2 separate regions of the Mus musculus genome follow, and region 2 is linked to region 1. Evidence: chromatin contacts called from ENCODE Hi-C data. All regions are on one chromosome and are shown on one strand. The core of a region is the stretch at or near the end of the contact, and the rest is flanking DNA. Distances in the headings are between cores, read along the strand shown. Region 1 has its middle 15 kb from the start of Gm31842. Region 2 overlaps Pitpnc1 (phosphatidylinositol transfer protein, cytoplasmic 1).

Region 1 (6,680 bases), core at 3,667-6,166:
CGAGGAACTACTCATCTAGAGTGCCTGTACTTAGCAGACGAAACCCAGGATAAATCCCAGGATGGCAGTTCCACCCAGCCAGCCCCCTTTTCTTGCTTTGCTGGCACCTGGCACCATGCCCCCTTACTCAAGTATTACCTGTTTGTGACAACTTCAACCCAAGAGCTGTCCTCAAACCCTGCAGCTCAGCCCAGGGGAGAAGAAAGTCTCGGTGAAACCTCAGTTGTGAAACCTGCATTCAAGTCTGTGCCTGACTTGCTGGGGGAACCTGGGAAACATTTCCATTTCCGAGCCTCAGTTTCCCCCTTCTGCCACATAAGTGCCTTGGACTCTGCTCTCCAGACTGGTCTCCAGCTCCTGCAAGTCTATGCTCTCAGGGTCCAGGCTTTCTCCATGGCCTTCGCTTCAGATTTCTGCTGGGGGCAGTGCGAGGGCAAGTTACTACAGTACTGAATCTATGTGCCAGAGAGGCATGGCTCCCAGCCCAGTGCCAGGCTTGCCTAACTCCAGTAAGCAGAGCAGATCCCAGAGAACAAAGGGAGGAGAGGACTCCAGGAGAGGATCTGGTGACTAGTCCTTCCACACTCAGTGACTTTAACCCCTTCTGTACTAATCCCAAGCAGCAGGGGCCTGGGCAGAAGATGTCTGAACTGCCCTAGCCATTATAACCCTCCTGAACTACCCTGGCTCCCACAGTGGGCTTCCTCACACAGGAGCCCCAGGGAGCAGCCTCAGCTGCAGACTCCATTTGTCTTTCAGAGGTCCCCTTGCCCCTTTCTCAAAATGTCAGAAACAGAAAGGAAGATTGTCCACTGCAGCATTTGCCAAGATGAGAACATGTTTAGCTCCGTTGGAAAATCCTTGACTAGTACGGTTCCAGGCACACAGGAGAGCAGGCCTGTGGGATGGCAGGAGACAAGGCCCCTTGCCTAGCGCTCCTTCCTCTAGTCTGTATTGCCTCTGGGGGCGTTGTAAACACCTTTCCATCCCCAAATTAGAAGCAGGCTGTTGAGGCTTGCCCACAGATTCCTCACTTGAACCTGGGGTGACTCATTTTCTCAGAAGTATGGGATCAAACCCACCGAGGCTACTAAAACTTTACTATGAGGCCTCAGTGCCCCAGGGCTGACTTTCTTATTAGCCATGGAACTGGGAGCAGTTAGTGTCAGGGGCCAGGCTGGGCCAAAGAGTGCAGGAGTCAAGTTCCTTCCCTGAGAAGTTTCTGCTGTGGCACTTCTCCTCTGAGGAGTATTGGGGACCCTCAAGGAGGCAGGGATATCTCTTTTTGAACCAATCTGAATCACAAACCAAACGGAAGAGCGCTCCCAAGCAAAGGAAGCCAGGGTTACTGAGTTAAGTCTCTGCGACTCTCAGAAATATCTCTTTTCCTGACATTTCCCAAAGCACACCTGTGTGTGTGTACATGTGCAAATGTGTACGTGTGTGTTTGTGTGTGTGTGTGCACACTGATGTATATGTGCATGTGCTGTGTGTGTGTGTTTGTGTGTGTGTGTGTGTGCGTATGTGTGTGTGCCAGAGGTCCACACCAGGTCTCCTCTATTGCTTGGCATGCTATTTTTTGAGATGGGGTCTCCTACTAAATCTAGCTCACCAGTCTGGTTAGGCTGTCCAGATGGCACCCCCAGGGGCGTCTCCTGTCTCTGCTTCCCTGGCTGTAGGATTACAGGTGCTTGCCACCATGCCCAGCTTTTTAATATATGTGCTGTGGGGGAATCTGAACTCATTCGCAGCAGGCACTTTGCCCATGCCCTGCTTAACACGGTTAGTGAATTTCAAACACTTGATTTGCAAAAGCAGCTACCCAGCCCTGTTGTTGGGGGACCTGGGCTCCCGCAACAGGGACAGGGGCAGGGGTGCAGTCATCAGAGGGCCCAGTGATCTGAGGACAGCAGGGGTGAGACGGGAAGGCTGTCTCCATCCTGGGTTGGTTACCCGTAGAACTGGTCGGTCCCTCTGGAGCATGTGAACTCACAGATGCCTCTTGACACAGCCCTGGGCCGACCTGCAAGGTCCCTGAGGGAGACAGGAGCTCCACAGATCGTTCTGGATATTTTATAAGGGCTACTCTGACATTGTTCTTGGCTCAGAGAATATAGGGAAGGAGAAAGTCACTTGTTCCCTTCCGTGAGAAAACAGAAAATGCCCTAAACTGTTTCAGGGGCTGCAGAGATGCCGAAACTGAGCTCTGACAAATGAACCCTTCTTCTTCAGGGGTCATGTCAGGAAGCCAAACCCACTTCACTGTCCGTCACACGTGTGCCATAGGCTTCCATGCCCTGTCTTCTCACATGAGCTCCTGGGGTCCACCAGCCTGGATCCTCTGGACTTTCCCTCCAAACTGCCCTTCCAGCCCCTCTGCCTGCAAACAGCTGCTGTCTCTCCCTGGGAGATCATCGTCCCTGCTGTCTGCTCTCCAGGGAGACTGCAAAGGGACTTAACTAAGGTCAGTGGCCTAAAGCTCTCCCTTTATTCCTGTGGCCCTGCATGAGAACTGCATGCTCTCTCCAGAGCTCTGCCCCCAACATCTCCATTATCTGTCCCTGCCTCTTGCAACAGGCTCTCCACCAACACCTCTTACCGGAGGCTCACACCCCCACACGTATTCCTGGCCCTCTGTCCAAACCTGGCCTTAGCCTGAGTTGCGCCCCCTCTTAAGCAGCTTGTTCTTGTCACTCAGATGTCAGCATCCACCTGACCTCCCCACTACAACCCCCTTCCCCCATCACAGTGCCTTAAGGGTCACTTTGTGGCACTTCTCCATAGTGGAAATTTACAGTGTGCATTTGTCCTGCCCATCTCAGAGCCGGTGCTAGCTTTGAACTCACTAAGGAACAGTGATGACCTTGAATCTCTTAGCCTCCTGCCTCTATTTCCTGCTGAAATTACAGGTGTGAACTGTCATGTCTGGTTTGTGTCTGTGCTGAGGATCGAACCCAGAGTCTTGTGCACACTAGGCAAGCATACCCTTAAGCCCCATTTCTCACTCTCTGCATAATACCTGGAACTCTGGACTCAGAGAGGTCTCTAGGTACCTCTGCGGCCTTGTTATGTGATTGTCCACAACACTCAGGTAACATGTCCTCTTGGAGAGGAGGGTAGAGTTTGGATGAATCTACTCATTTATTTGATAGCTAGCAAAGTAGAGAACTAATGAGGGATTAGAACCTTCTGGAAGTAACACAGTCTGTGCATGACAGAATCAGACACATTGGGAGAGTCAGAGAAACAACCTGTGCCAAGAGAGTCGAAGGCAGCCTCTCCCTAAGGAAAGCAGCAGGCCGTAGGCAAGAGAGACCAGAACGCAGATGGAAGCAGAAAGGGCCCGAGATGAGCCGGTCAGGCGTGTGCTTAAGATTTTATTCCCTTGAACTAGAACCCAGATTTACTTTGCCCATTTGTGTGGGGTTCTCACAGAGCGGAGATTTGGGAAGTAGCACTGGGCACACATGCTCCCTGCAGAGGGAGGATCCTGAAGTTGAACAAGTCCCACAGAGCACGCCGCCAGGACATGAAAGGTGTTTTCTGCAGCCAAAGCCTGTTCACGCTCTGCCGTCCAGTAGGAACTGCAACCAGAGCCTAAAAGCAGCACAATCCAGCCGTCCCTGCTTCTGACCGGGGGCCAAATTGTTGCACAGTTAGTTACCCGTGCCATGGGCTTTGGACCAATTAAATGAGCAAAGAGGGTGGTTAACAAGGAGTAAACAATCCGAAGGCCTCTGGTATTTTACTCTGGGGCTCTGTGCTAATACACCTAAGCCAGGAGGTGGGGTTGGGGCAAAAACAAACGTGGGGTCTTCTGGCCTTTGCTCCCTCCTGTGGTTGGTCCCACTGGAGTGTCATCTGCTGTTCCATACTCTTAGATCACTCTCTGCTGGCTTTCTTTCTTTCTTTCTTTTTTTCTTTCTCTCTTTCTCTACTCCCTCTTCTACTCAGTCTTTTAAAGTGGCTTGTTGCTGTTGTTTTTTTTTTTTTAAAGTATATGTATGCCAGGTTCTAAATGCCAGGGTTGTAGCAGGAAAAAGTGCAGTTCCTTATGGTACTGACATTCTGAAGTTAAAGAATCAACAGGTAGGTCCATAACTCCTCAGTGCATCAGGCTGTGCCGGGGACACTAACCAGGGTCAGGAGAGCAGAGAAAGCATTTCAGACAAGGTGACGGTTGAGCAGAGATTCTCTGAAGGCTGAAGTACCAGTGTGAACACCTGGGAAACCGCTTGCTAAGCAAAGGACATCAGGAGTAAAGTCCCTGAGGCAGGGAGGAGGGAGGAGGGAAGAGGGGGGTAGGGAGGAGGGAGGAGGGAAGAGGGGGTAGGGAGGAGGGAGGGGGGAAGAGGGAGAAGGGAAGAGGGAGGAGGGAGGAGAGAAGAGGGAGTGAGGGAAGACAGAGAGGGAGGAGGGAAGAGGGGGAGGGAAGAGGAAGGAGGGAAGAGGGAGGAGGGAGGAGGGGGAGGGAAAAAGGAGGAGAGAGGAGGGAGGAGAGAAGAGGGAGGAGGGATTAGAGCAGTGTAGACCAAGAGGAGAGCCATGCTTTAGGACATGGGGGAAGGGGGGTTACACGGCCACAGCAGAGAGCAGAGGACACCAAAGGCTTCAGGAGAGACAAGTGCTCTCTGTTTTTCTATGTATTTTACCTCATTTGATCCTTGGAGCAGGTGCTGAAAGGGCAAGAGGTGAGATTTCTTTTTCCACTTGTCAGCTGAGGATCTAAACTTCTAGAATGTCCCACAGTTCAGCCAGGATCACGCAGGAATGCCCCGATTCAGGGACAGAAATCTGTAGCCTGCAGTCTCCTTTCACGTCAGTTGAGAGGCCTGTTCCCTCTCACACTGTGCCTCTGCCAGTTTCCAGAACAAGATCCACTCTCAGGCAAGTTTCTGGATGGGTGACATAGTTCAAAGCCAAGCCAAGGGCAGTCAAGCTGCCAAGCGGGAGACGGAATGCTCTTGGTGAGCCCTTAAACTGAGTAAATACAGCCCCTGAGGGCTCTAGTCATTTAACTGACTCCGAGTGGCAACTTTATCAGGACATTAAAAAGAGGCAGGCAGGCATGTGGTGGACACCTATAATCCCAATGCATGAGAGGCTGAGTCAGGGGGCTTGTGAGTTCCAGGTCACCTGGGCTACAGAGTGAGACCCTGTCTCAAAAACAAATGAAAGTGCAAGCATTTAAACCCAGAAGAGGGAGGCATATCTATGTGAATTTATGGCCAGCCTGGTCTACATGGTAAGTTTCAGGCCAGCCAGGGTTATACGATGAGACTCTGCCTTAAAATAAAGCAAATCAAAGCAAAGCACTCAAGCACCGCGGGGCACATCCCAGTGCTCAGGATATGGAAGCAGGCGTATCAGGTGTTCAAGAGCATCCTGGGCTACATCGTAAGCTTAAGGTCAGCTACATGAGACCTGTCTCAACCAAACATACAAGCAGTCGAAAGGCAGAGTCTTGTATATGTCACATTGTAACTTAAAAGTTTAGGATGGGACTGGTGAGATGGCTCAGCGGTTAAGAGCACCGACTGCTCTTCCCAAGGTCCTGAGTTCAATTCCCAGCAACCACATGGTGGCTCACAACCATCTGTAATGGGATCTGACCCCCTCTTCTGGTGTGTCTGAAGACAGCTACAGTGTACTTAGATATAATAATAAATAAATCTTTGGGCCTGAGTGAGCAAAGGTCCTGAGTTCAATTCCAGCAACCACATAATGGCTTACAACCATCTGTACAGTTACAGTATACTCATACACATAAAATAAATAAAATTTTTTTAAAAAGATTAAAAAATTAGTTTAGGATGAAGTCTTTCTAAAACACATGCATTTGGGATTCCTTCCCAAAGGGCTCCAAACCAAAGAGAACAATCGGCAAGTTCATATGAAAGATGAAATCGGGAATGCCATCAGAAGACCGATTCTCCTATATGCTTCTGGAACATTCTGCGAAACGTTTTATGACGTTGTCTCCAGATCTGCCATGGTATGGCACTGGACTCACGCATGCTTGCAGAATTCCTCCTGCTGTGGCTACCTGTCACCTTCCATATTCAGCTTCTCATCATTACCCCCAGCAAATAGAAGTCACCAGATGGACTGTCACAAAGTTGGGAGGAATGCTTATGAACTTATATTTCTTGAGAGTGCTCACATGTAGCCCAGGCTGGTCTCTATGTGGTTGAGGATAACCTTAAATTTCTCATTCTTCTGTCTCCATGCTCAAAGACTACAGGCATGAACCAGCATATTCTTTTGGTACCAGCACTGGAGCTAGAGCCAGGGCCTTGGGTCTGCTAGGCAGTGACTCCATCAGGGGCTTCTTCTGTAAAAGGAAATTCTCAATGTCAGTCTCTGGCCTCCACAGCACTGGTGAACACACAAATACACCACATGCACATGTGCACGCGCGCGCGCGCGCACACACACACACACACATATACACACATACACACAGGCAGAGACAGACTATATAGACCATCTAATATAAATTGGCATCTCAGACATTGTAGGCACTCTCAGAATCACAGATCAAAAGAGCCACACCTTCACTCTCATGGAGACATAGAAAGAACCCGGAGAAGGATTTAGGATTGAATCCCATGTGTCAATCACAATTACAGATGCGCTGAGTCAGGGGCCATGGTGTGTGACAGAACTTCTCCTGTGAC
Region 2 (6,689 bases), core at 3,887-6,386, about 52 Mb after region 1:
TAACTTCAATAAAATGTTTCTCATATTTTCTTTTTTCTTTGGTTTATTTATTTATTTATTTATTTTTGGTTTTTCAAGACAGGGTTTCTCTGTATAGCACTGGCTGTCCTGGAATCTGGGATTAAAGGCGTGCGCCACCACTGCCCGGCTCATATTTTCTTTGTGGTGTTTTTGTTTGTGTTTTTACAAGGAGGCAAGAGGTCAACATTGTGTGTCTTCCTCAACCACTATCCATATATGTATGTATGTATGTGTACTTTTTTTTTTTTAAAAAACAAAGGGTCTTGAACCTGGAGCTCTCTGATCTGGCTAGACTGGCTGGCCAGTAAGTTCCTGGAATAATCCAGTCCTTGCCTCGCTAGTACTGAAATCACAAACAGGCCCTGCTATGCTCTTTACACAGGTGCTGGGGATCCGAGCTCAGGGCTCTGTACTCACATTGCATGGGCCCTCCTGACAGAGCAGTCTCACAGACCCCTCACTACAAACATTCTAACCAGGAAAAGCACTGAACAGAAAAGCCAAGGCTGGATGGGGTGAAGCGGGAAGAAACTCAGACAAGTCCCCAAAACCAACTGTGGCACTGGTAGGAAACAAACAGAAGACAAGAAAAAATACACTTTGCAAAGCAGAGAACACAGCCTTGGTTAGCGCTGGTTCATAATCTGCCCCAAAAAGAGACTGACTGCAGGAGGGGTAGGGTCCCTTGGAGAAATAAAAGCCACCTTAGCCACCACAAATTGCTCTGGTCACTTTGTTAGTTTTCTCGGTGGACTCCTGGTTAGTTATCTGACAGAATGTAGAAAACCTAATAAAGACCCATAGCCACAAAGGCAGTAGGGTCCAGGCTGTCCCTATGATTTCAAGGCACATCCATGTCCTACACCCCAGTTAACACTGTCCTAGGCATAGATTTTCACTTATGCCATCAAAGATAAGCTTCATTTTTTTCTTGATGATCCTGGTTTTGAAGCAATAACATGGCTGGCTGTCAGGGTGGCATAATGGCTTTCTAGTGACCTTACTGTGGCGTCAGGTGGGAGGGGCGCCGCAGCTGCAATGGCTTACCTGTTGAGATACACTCGCTTCTCAGTGAACTGCCCGTTGCCATGGTGAGGGTCCTCAAAGGGCTCGTTCTGCACGACCTCTACCCCTTCTCCCCGGTCACTCTGCTCATGGCTGTGTTTGCTGATCATATACAGCTGTCCGATTTTGTACTGCAGAACAAACAGAGGAATGGAGACAGAGAGGTCAGCCCCGGCTTGCTGCTGACGAATCCCCCACGTTGTCCTCCAATGACAGGGCACACAGCAACAAATCACATCGGTGCCTTCTGCTGAGAAAAGTCAGCAGTCACTGGGGTCTAAGGTGACTGTCCTTAGAGCCTGGCAGAGGGCCGGCTGTGAGCAGAATGTAGAAACATTCCTGAGAACAGTAGGAGCGAGCGGCCATACCAAGAGCTCCCTGGAGTTCTAGCGGTCTTTAAGGACCGTGCACAAGCTAAGAACTAGAGTCTGCCTTGACTTCCATTCTGGACATATAGGGTTAAAGGGAGTTAGTGTCCTATTTGGCTTGGTCAAGGGCAGCCTAGGGTGTGTTATTTCTGTCCTGGCTCTGAAGTTAATTGGCAGCATTGTTGGGCAAAAGGATTAACTGTCACTTGCATCTTGTCCCGCCTAGAATAGCAGGTCTCACAGGTGGCTAGACAGGAGCGTGAGAAAAGTTGTTGGGTTTTTTTTTCCCACCTCCCCTTTGTCTTGTTTTGTTTTTGAGACAGGTCTTACAAAGCTCAAGCTGGCCTCAAATTCATCATGAAGTCAAGCATGGCATTAAATGGCTCCTTCTGCCTCCAAGAACCCCCAGGTACCAGGATGCCAGGTGAGTACCAACAAGTCTGTTTTACTCCATGCTGGGACTGAACCTAGGCCTTCATTCATGCTGACAAGAACCATTGTTTTTTGAGACGGTCCCTGCCTGTCTGCCTCTCTCTGTTTCTCTGTCTCTGTCTCTCTCTCTCTCTGACCTATACTGCCTATACTCTGGACAATCCTGCCCCAGCCACTCAGATACAAACACGAGCCGCTCACGTGAAGGCCTCTAGATACTTGAAAAGCCCCAAACATCCACATCCCACAGCTAAAATCCCAAGTTTCAGAATCCTGTGCCACACTGAAGAATATCCTTGGTATCTCTGGGTCACTGTCACCCAAGCCTACTAACAGTGTGGGGCCTTCTGGAGTCTATCAACCCTACAAGGGTATCCCGGAGCAACCGGGGACTGAGACATTTTCTGCACAGCCTTCACCCTAGGTGGCTCAACTTTCCTTCCTTCCTACCTCTCCCAAAACTCCAAGTCTGAGCATTTGTCACCCAGCCTGATGACACGAGTGTGATCCCCAAAACCCACATGGTGAGAAAAGAAAACTGACCCTGCAAGTTTCTTTGACCCATACCTATGTACTATGGTACTTGTATGAAACATACGATAAAACTTAGTATATTAAAAAAAAAAAGCAACAATAATGTTTCAAACAAACAAACAAAAAGCCCAACCCAAGGCCAGTGGGTGCTTCTTTCCCCAATGGACTCCTGAGGTGGCATATTCTGGGGTGAGGATGGGGGTGGGGGGAGAGGGTTATAACCACTGGGTAGGGGACATATCTGCTCAGATCTGGACTCTGCTGTGGCCCTCTTTGCACAGTCAGTGAGAGCCAGCACACAGTCATTACTACCAAAGCCCGACTCTTCTATAAGCTAATGAGGAGGTCCAGTTTTTCCCACAAGGGCCCTTGGCTAGCAGGGATGCAGAGCCCCTGTCTATGTGCAAGAGTCCAATTTATTCTAACTTTAGAGGCAGCTGAAATATTCAAGTCAGCATCGTGGTGGGTCCCAAAGCTGAGAGGTCTCTTGTCCCAGGGTCCCTCTTTTCATGCTGAGGCAGGTGCATGGAAGGCAATGTGAAGAAGCTCTGAACAGGCTCTGCTCTGCAGCCAGCTCAAGGGAGAGGCCCCGTTACCATGACAACGGATCAGGCTCTTCTCCAAGGGTTAGGCTTCCTATCTGGCCAAGGCCCTGTCCAGAACGAGCCCATGTTTAAAATGCTTTGAATGTGTGTTTGTGAACTTGTGAGGAGAGAAGGTACAGGATACTCTCAGGAAGAGGAGAGAGGAAGCTGGAAGAGAAATCCATTTTTAAAACTGAACCAGAGGATATGAGGCTTGACCTGGCTTCCCCTCTGCCCACTACTGCTTTCACTTCTGTTTCCAAAGGTTAGCCCTCCCACAAGGATGGGGAAGCTATACCGGAGTGATAGGTGGTCCACTAGACACAAGCAGAGGAACGCACTCTGCTGCTCAGCGGGTACACAGCAACTGCTTGGACACGATGTTTAAAAACCTAATGGCCACAGACAGTGGAATATTACTCAGCCACAAAAAGGAATGAAATATTGATACTGAAGCCACCCACTTAATGTGTTATGGTTGAAGTGTCTCCCCTCCCATATATTTCAAAGATGCCATCAGGGTGGGCATTGATCCAGCATGACTGGTGTTCTTAGACAAAAGAGAAAGTAGAGCAGAGACAAACAGGGATGAAGAAGGGTCATATGAAGAGTGAGTGTGGCCTCAATAGGCCATTAGATTGGGGCCCGGGATAGATACTCCCATATCAAACCTTCCGAACAAGAAGGCTTTGCTCACACTTTGATTTTGGTTCTGATCTCCAGGCTTAAATGAAAATGAATAGCTGTGGTTTAACTATCTAGTTCTGCTCTGTCTGGCAGACCTAATTACACAGCACAGGGGCTGAGGACTGGCTCTCAGTGCAGTGCTTACCACACAAGCATAAGGTCCCAAGCGTAGACCCCGGCCACCCTGAGAAGGCTGAGGGTGGAGGGCATCTAGACTCCCAGCAGTGTGACGGAGGTGGAGACAGGAGGATAGCTGGAGCAGGCTGGCCACCAGCCTATGTGAATCTACAGGGTCAGTGAGAGTCTGGCTCAGCAGGTGGAGGTACCTGCTACACAAGCCACCAATGCATGAGTGGAGGGGGAATTGACTCAACAAAGTTGTCCTGTTACCACCACATGCACGCTGTGGCACAGGTGCCAACACACATACATCGTATGCATGCCAGGGCACTAATAATAATAATAATAATAATAAATTTAAAATAAAGAGATGATATATAGAGATTGAGACAGCTAATGTTATCCTCAGTCTGACCTCAAAACACACACACACACACACACACACACACACACACACACACCATTGGTACATCAGAAACAAAGTAATGAAAGGCTCTGTCTGGGTAGATGGTTGTTGATGCACATTAAGAAAGTTTGCTCTGAAGCGATTACTTGGGGGTGTGAAACTTGAGCTTGAGCCTGGCTTAGCCAAGGCCCTGGCTTGATCTGTAGCTGTGGGGGCAGGGGAGGGGGGGACAGGGTTGGTCCCCTCTCTTTAAGGAATTGCAAGTAGTTAATAGTTGCTAGGGAAAGGAAGAGACATTTTCTTTAGTGTTGCCACTTTGTCAGTGGCCCATGTTTCTGTGAGTAAATACCTCCTAACTTCTGCTCCTTTGAGGAACCCAAATGAAACTCAGTAAGGGGGTGGGGCAGGGGAGGGGGAGGGGCACGGACATGAAAGTCGAAGGGGCTGGTTGGAAGAGAAGAGATTAGCAGGAGTAGGTGAGAGGCTGAGAGGGTCATGGGAGGTAAATATGATCAACATGCACTGCATATATGCATGAAAATGCCATGTTACATATAATACACACATATATAATACATATTTTATATAACATGTATAATATACCCTTTTAATACACATGTATATACTAACACATATATACTTTATAAAAAACATTTTTGAAAAGTTACTGGCATGTCATGTATGTAAAACAAGCATTAAAAAAAGTGCTGTGTCTGAAGCCTCCCCTATTCAAAGTCCCGCCAAGGTCTGTCGCTGGAAAGCTTAGAGGAGAGCTAAATCTACCAGCACACTGTCTCTAAGAGCTCTAAACCACTCACACAGAAAAAACGAGTAGGGTGCCAAGGTCGATGTGTGACACAGAAAAGCCATTAGCCAGACACGAGTCAGCCTGGCTGGGCTCGGAGCAAGTGCTTCCTGCTCAGAGGCAATGGATCTGGGCAAGGCAGGGGCGGCTGATTCACCGTGGCCGACGGGACCCAGCTGCCCGGCCTCATTGATCATTCCAGTGGCTCCTCCATGGGCCAGCCCAGGGCAGACACCAGCCTTAGCTCACTATGACGGCATCGGTCTCGGGGTTGGAAAATAACCGGAACATGCAGAAGGTGCCAGGACACACAAGCCCAGACTCAGAGATGGACCAAGGCTGTCTGTTCCTTCCTTTCCTCCCAAGAAAACCAGACCCCGTCTGCTGGCATGGCCATCAGACTCAGAGGACCATCCAGAAGTCCTCTGTTATTGTTTTATTATCAAGTCCCGAGTTTGCCCCTCAGACATGAGTAGCTAACAGTATCTCAGTTGTAGGGAGGGACAGGTAGTTCTTGAAACACCTAAAAATGCCACACGCAGAGGCTGAGAGGTAGCTTAGCAGTTAAGTGCACTTTCTGCCTTTCCATAGGACACAAGTTCAGTTCCCAGCACACACAACTGGTGGTTGACAACCACATATATAACTCCAGCCCCAAGGGATCTGATGTCCCCTACTAACCTGCGGCACATCTGGGTTCATCTCAGACCTTTGACATTTTGATTGTAGAGGCAGGGGCTGGGAAGTTGAGTTATAGGGGGCACACTAAGGACAATCCTTCTTAATATAGTGAGAGTACTCAGGGGGACTTTTGGGAACCAAACAGTATCAGGCTATCAGATTTCCTCCTTATGAGACTTGCTTCTTCTTCCACACCCATGCCCAGATCACTATTTCCAGCCCAATTTGAATGTTGGATGAAGGCACTAGAGCAGAGGGTTCTGATGGTATCAGGGTCGAAGAACCGGTCTCAGCTTAGCTTTACTGACCACCAATTAGTTGAGGTTCTGAGTGAGCAATCTAATTGACAGTGACCCTAGATAATTAAGCTGTAGAATGTGCCTAGAGAAACCAAGATGTTACTAGTTCCCGCTGTCCTAACTATAGGACTGAGTGCCTTGGGGGCTATTTAAGGGCTCAACCCCAAGCCTTAATTAAAAGGGGATGGGTGTAGGTCCAGGCCTGGTAGTTCCTGGCTGTAATCCAAGTACAAGGGAAGTTGAGCATGCCTGATAGTTTTATCAGCTTGACACAAAGTCACAAGAGAGGAGGAGGGAACCTCAGTTAAGAAATTGCCTCCAAGGCTAGAGAGAGGGCTCAGCTGTTAAGAGCACTGGCTTTTTGCAGAGGTTCTGAGTTCAATTCCCAGCACATGGTGGCTCACAACCATCCATAATGGAGTCTGTTTCTCTTTTCTGGTGTGCATGGAAACAGAGCATTCATATACATTAAAACAAATAAATACAATCTTAAAAAAAACAAAAAAACTATACCTCCATAATATTGGGCTATAGGCAAGTCTGTAGAGCATTTTCTTAATTAGTGATTAATCAGGAGGGCCCAGCCTATTGGGGGTGGTACCATCCTTGGACTGGTGGTCCTGAGTTCTCTAAGAAGGTAGACTAAGCAAGCATGATGAGCAAGCCTATAAGCAGCATCCCTCCATG

The links. Hi-C counts contacts between places; a loop is a spot of excess contacts on that map.
Region 2: a map of T-helper 2 cell shows a loop between it and region 1 (726-fold over the local background). The contact joins two enhancer-like sites. A Hi-C loop is called at or near these places in 4 of 37 maps with a recorded cell type or tissue (T-helper 1 cell, T-helper 17 cell, T-helper 2 cell and 1 more).

Annotation. Positions count from the first base shown.
Region 1 is chr11:55,364,374-55,371,053 of GRCm38, forward strand. No RefSeq gene overlaps it. Among named protein-coding and RNA genes, the nearest start is that of Gm31842, 15 kb to the right of the region's middle. Within about 2 kb of position 4,917, at least 2 of the 3 ENCODE cell types and tissues checked have a DNase peak (open chromatin) inside an H3K27ac peak, as active enhancers do.
Region 2 is chr11:107,336,344-107,343,032 of GRCm38, forward strand. Pitpnc1 (phosphatidylinositol transfer protein, cytoplasmic 1) reads right to left here. Exons shown (of 9, transcript NM_001359616.1): 2 at 1,069-1,217. It overlaps Gm11716 (predicted gene 11716), which reads left to right. Exons shown (of 3, transcript NR_166849.1): 2 at 1,778-1,878. Among named protein-coding and RNA genes, the nearest start is that of Gm11716, 3.8 kb to the left of the region's middle. Within about 2 kb of position 5,137, at least 2 of the 3 ENCODE cell types and tissues checked have a DNase peak (open chromatin) inside an H3K27ac peak, as active enhancers do.